2 separate regions of the Mus musculus genome follow, and region 1 is linked to region 2. Evidence: chromatin contacts called from ENCODE Hi-C or POLR2A ChIA-PET data. All regions are on one chromosome and are shown on one strand. Each heading gives the region's core, a stretch centred on a gene start or an enhancer-like site at or near the end of the contact. The rest is flanking DNA. Distances are from core to core; before and after follow the strand shown. Region 1 holds the start of Arid1b (AT rich interactive domain 1B (SWI-like)). Region 2 holds the start of 4930517M08Rik (RIKEN cDNA 4930517M08 gene).

The links. Hi-C counts contacts between places; a loop is a spot of excess contacts on that map. ChIA-PET counts read pairs that join two places held with the same protein, here RNA polymerase II (POLR2A).
Region 1: a map of Patski shows a loop between it and region 2 (2.5-fold over the local background). The contact joins the promoter of Arid1b here to the promoter of 4930517M08Rik in region 2. A Hi-C loop is called at or near these places in 1 of 37 maps with a recorded cell type or tissue (Patski). POLR2A ChIA-PET finds 5 or more read pairs at or near these places in 1 of 5 experiments (Patski).

What each region holds. Positions count from the first base shown.
Region 1 is chr17:4,993,637-4,996,336 of GRCm38, reverse strand. It overlaps Arid1b (AT rich interactive domain 1B (SWI-like)), which reads right to left and starts at 1,263. Exons shown (of 20, transcript NM_001085355.1): 1 at 1-1,263. The coding sequence starts at 1,242.
Region 2 is chr17:4,633,684-4,636,383 of GRCm38, reverse strand. 4930517M08Rik (RIKEN cDNA 4930517M08 gene) reads right to left here and starts at 1,404. Exons shown (of 3, transcript NR_130984.1): 1 at 1,267-1,404; 2 at 443-539.

The DNA.
Region 1 (2,700 bases), core at 14-2,513, 360 kb before region 2:
CGCCCCCGCCGCCGCCTGGGACTGGGGCTGCGACGGCGGCGGCGGCGCGCTGGAGCTGCTGTAGTCGGGGTAGCTACCGCCGTAGCTCCTCATCATGGGGCTGGGTGAGGTGAGCAGCTGGTTGAGGGTCGGTGTAGCCCCCGACGGGTGCTGGTTCTGGCCGGCGAAGCGCTGGAAGCCCCCCGCCGCCGCCGCCGCGCCGGCGGCCGCCTTGCTGAGGCTCGCGGCCCCGCCGCCCCCGGGGCCCATCATCATGCCGCCGCCCTGCTGCCGCGGGGAGCTCAGCACCCCGTACCCCGAGGACGAGCTCCCATAGCCGCCGCCACCGCCTCCTCCTGCTGCTGCTGCTGCTGCCGCCGCCGCCGCGGCCGCCGCCGCCACAGCTCCGGCTCCTGCTGCCGCTGCCGCTGCTCCTCCTGCTCCTCCTGCTCCTCCTCCTCCTCCACCTCCTCCGCTGCCTCCTCCTCCTCCGCCGCCGCCGCCGCCGCCGCCCGCGCCGGGCCGGCTGTAGCCCGGATAATGGTTGTACTGGCTGTTGGGGTACCCTTCGTGGGAGTTCTGCAGGGGGTCCATGCTGCTGGGGGCCCCGGCGGCGGCAGAGGCGGAGTGCATCATCCCCATCCCGGGGCTTTGTTGTCCGCCATGTTGATCAAAGCAAGGCCCAGCGCGGCCGCCGGGGCCGCCGCTAGCAGGGGCAGCGCTGCCATAGTAATTATTAAACTCCGAGACGGCCGCTGGGCCGCCGCCGCCCCCGGGCACGGCGACCGGCGCGGGCTGCTGCTGCGCGCCCAGGCCCGGGTGCTCATAGCGGCTGCCCGCCGGCTCCCCCATCTTGGGCGGCGCGTCGTCCTCGTCGCCCGGTTTGCTCAGCAGAGGCTGGCCCTGCGGGTCAGCCTGATTGCCCGCGACACTGTCCTTGGCGCCTCCATGTTGCGGCTGCTCCATGTCCGGGCCGGGCTGAGGCGCGCCGCCGCCCGCACCGCCCAGGCTGTTGTTGGCAGTGGGATGCTGCTGCTGCGGCGGTGGCGGCGGCTGCTGCTGCTGTGGCTGCGGCGGCTGCGGCTGCTGGAACTGGTTTAGCTGCTGCTGTAGTGCGTGGTGGTGGTGGAGGTGGTGGAGGTGGTGGGCATGGTGGTGGTGGTGGTGGTGGGCATGGTGGTGGTGGTGCTGCTGATGGGGCGGTGCAGCGGGGGCCTCGCCAACGGCTTTCAGTTTGTGGTTGGGGAGCAGCCCGGTCTCCATGGTCGAGCCGGGGCCCGCCGAGGAGGAAGAGGCCGCGACGGCGGCGGAGGAGGACAGCGCGGCGGCGCTTCCACCCTCCTTGAGAGCCGCCTCGGAGCGGCCGCTCTGCGCGCTGTTGGAGCTGGCGGCCGCCGCGGCGCTCGCGCTATGGGCCATGTTCAGGTCGTGACGGGGGTGCAGGGGGTGGTGGTGCACATTATTCAGGCCGCCGTCGCCGCCCCCCAGGATGGGGCCCGGAGCCGCCACCGCGCCGCGCGCGCCCGTCTCCAGGTCCCGGGCCCCGGGCGCCGGCCGCGGCCCCGAGGGCGCCCGCCGCTCGCCGCTGCCCGCCCGCGCCCGCGCCGCCGCTGCTGCCCGCGCGGCCATGATCGCCGCGGCGTGGCGCGGCCGGGCGGGGTGGGGGGAGACAATGTCCCCACTCGCAGCCGGCCGCCCCTCCTGCGCGCATCCACGCGGCCCGCGGGGAAGCGCGGTGCCCTCCCCACCCCACCCCCCGCAGCCCCGGGCCGCCCGCCGGGGGCGCGCCTTTGCGCTCGGGGGCTCGCGCCCGCTACGGCCTGAACGGGCGGAAAGTTTTTTAGTTCCGCTTGCAATGAAACTTTTCTCTCTCCCTCCCTCACTCTCGCTCGCTCTCTCTCTCTCTCTTTTTCCCCCCTCTCTAACCCGGATATGGGGGGGGGGGGGAAATGCACGACTTGCCTGAGCCTAATCGGGCCCAGCGCGGCGTGAGGGAGCCGAGCGAGCCGGAGCAACTATTATCCGCTTCTCTCCGAGGGCTGCTGCGCACTCGCAAAACGCGGACTGGACTCGGCCCCGGGCGCCGCCGCTGAGCGCACGTTCGCCCGCCAGCTCGCCCCGCTCACCCGGCTGGTCTCGCCCGGCCTGGCGCGGAGGGCCCGGCCCGGGGGAGCGAGGGGAGGGGGGGGGGAACCGGCTGCCGGCGCTCGGGGCCCGAAGCTGCTCGGTCCCCTCGTGCCTCCGGTCTCCCTGCCAACCCGCGCGCGGCCCTGTGTTTGTTTTCACGTCTAAAGGGAGCGGTACGAAGGTGGAAAACGAGTCTGAAGAGCAGACAAAAGAGGGAGAAGGGGCTGGGAAGCAAAGTTGTCTGTTGGGCCTCAGAGGTGGCGAGGAGCCGGTGGAGAAGAGAAACACTCAGGCAGGCCGGGCAAAAGCACTCGGTCTCTCTCAGGAGTTATGTAATTTTTCACAACCTTGGCCTCTGCGCCTGAATTTCAGGCCATCGGCTTAATTCCCACAACTTCATCCAACTGAGAAATTATGAAAGACTTAAGTGAAGGTTAAGCAGCAAAGACTGCTGTGCCGTGTACACAGCAGGCACTCAATAATTGCTTATGATTCACCACTCCGATCTAAGGTGGTGTTTATATAACTCTTTTTAAAGGCACCGGAAGTAGGTATGAAAACTCCTAGCGTTCCCCATGGAGTATTTTTCTTATA
Region 2 (2,700 bases), core at 155-2,654:
CCGCTGGCCTAGAACTTGCTGTGTAGGCCTGTCTGGCTTTGAACTCTTAACTTTCCTGCCTCTGCCTCCCAAGTGCTGAGCTCACAGGCACTCGCCACCATGCCTGGTTTGGGAGCTTCTTTCTGAGAGAAGACTCCCTGCTAAATGAATATGACCTCAGACTTGTGGTGGGACATTTCTGATCATAAGGAAGATATGCGGAAAGCAGGTGCTAGGTTTGGGGACCTTCCCTGGAGATAATGGATTTATTATGTTATAAAGTGCTGGGTGTGGTGGCGCATGCCTTTAATCCCTGCACTTGGGAGGCAGAGGCAGGCAGATCTCTGAGTTCGAGGCCAGCCTGGTCTACAGAGTGAGTTCCAGGACAGCCAAGGCTACACAGAGAAACCCTGTCTCGGAAAAAAGAAAAAAAAAAAAAACCCAATAAAGTGCTTTCCCTTACTGGCCTGGTTTCCATTTAGTTTTCCATATTTCCTTCTGTGTTGAAATGTGAAGGATGGAGTGACGGGCCTGTGTTTTTCCTCTTCCACTCTGCCTGCCTTCTAGAACACAGAATGTAAATAGTTTTGTTGTTTGGACAAGTATTAAGACTTAGTAAATATTTTATCAATACCATATACGCTCACTGGGGATGGATGGTAAACAGATCTGTCTGGGCCCACAGAAGACAAGGTGCCAATTCTTGACTCTGGAAGCAGATGCTTCCGTCTGCCCAAGGTTGCCACCTGCCTTATTTCTGGGAGCTTCTTTCTGGGAGTCACCTCTCTTCTACTATTGGAATAGGAATTGTATCTGTGCTCTGCCTCAGATGAGGTGACAAGCTTCCTAGGTGACTAGGCCAAGGTGACTTAAAGCTTGAGTTAAGGTCAGAGGTCCTATGTTAGAAATAGCAGTTATTTTGGTGCCACTTGGTAAACAGTGTTGATAGCAGCCTATCTTCTACCTGATACTAACCTACAGGGTGTTCAAACAAATGGCCTCTTTGCGATTCTCATCAAAATCATTCTAAAAACAAGTTGCCAGAGTACTCGAATTTCAGAACAAAGGTTATAAAAGATACCTTAATCTTTTCTAAATAATTTACTGTGGCCCTTCTGCTTGCCATTCAGTCTCCTGGCTATATTCCAGGGTGCTAACCTAGGGCTTGGATCTTTACATTTTAAATTACTTCATTTACCTGCCACAGGTGAATCCCTGCCCCCTCCACCTTCTACCCTCTTGTTATTCCCCCACTTCTGTCCTCTCTCCTCTTCTTTCCCTCCCTACCTTTTCAGGCAAAGTCTTGCTTAGTAGTTCAGACTGGCCTTGAACTCAGATCCTCTGGAGCACTGGAATTACAGGGTGCATGCTCATGCCTAGCACAGTTCTGGTTTTGTTTTTTTCTCTGAAAATGTTTCTTAGGCCCTTGCCATATTTGAGGCAGTGAGGTCACAAGGATGATGACCTCTAGATGACCTCTGCCCTCAGGCAGTCCTGTCACTATGAGGAGCTGACATATTAAGACTCATGTTCATTTCAAAGTTACAGGTGGGACACACAAGTAGTTGGAGGTTTTACATGGAGGGACTTAGGTTCAATCTAAAAGATTCCTGTGTTTTGAATGTGGGCAATATCTTTAATAGTCCCACATGCAATCTTGAGAGGTTCCTTGGACTTGTAAGAGGTGATGTCTAAGAGGTTCTTGTGTCTTACGGATATGACTTCAAAGGCTTGTTATGTGTTCCTGGTAGCCTGCTAACACAGAATCCCTGTCATTATGTCTGGTGACCTCACTGGAGTGGTGTAGTGCTCCATTTTAAATAGAACCTTCTGCATTTTAAGCTGTGGATGTGTTTTCTCTGTCTAGGTTATCCTTGCTCTTGTGATGTGAAAGGAGAGCTGACTAATATAAGAATGAACGAGTGGTTTGTTATAATCTTGATCTTCTCTCTCCCCTCAAAGACTCATGTGTTCAAGGTTTAATCATCTGCCTGTGGCACTATGGTGGGGTTCTAGAAGCTGCAGGAAGTGGGTCCTTAGGAAAGGAAGTGAGGTCAATGGGGACACACCCTTAAAAGGGGGGTACTGACATTGCATGCCTTGCTTTGCTTCTCGGCTGCCTGGAGGTGAGTGCTTTCCTCTGCTGATCCTTTCCCTTCACTGTGGTACAGTGCCTCTTTACAGGTTCCCAAACCACAGGGCCAGGCAACCTTGGACTGAATCCCCTGAAATCAGTGGGTCAAACAGGTCTTTGCTCTTTTGAGTGATTTAGCTCAGGAACTAAAGCACAGCAAGGGAGTGCTGACTGGTAGTTGGCCTATGAGTAGCAACAGCAGAGGAGGGAATCCCGGGTTCTAACTAGCATTTGAAAAGGAAAGTGAAAATCACACCTTCTGAAAGTGGCAGGGCTGGAGTGTGGGTGGAGGCGGTAGTCTGTAAGTTCTAGGAGCTGAGACTGGGAATTAGTCGCCTGTCCTCAAAATGCAAATGTGTTCTGTGCCCCTGTGTCCAGCCACCTGCCTGTTTCCATTTCCTTCCTACTGTTATAGCAAGTCCTTCCTCTTTGATTGCCTGTGCATCTAGCTCAACAAATACAACAGAATAATATTCCAAAGAATTATATTCAGGTTCTAAGGGAAGTTTTCTTCTAGAAACTAAGTTTGAAGGCTTCAGGAGTCTGTGTAGACCTCCTAACTTTTGCTCACATTTTGTATGATCAAG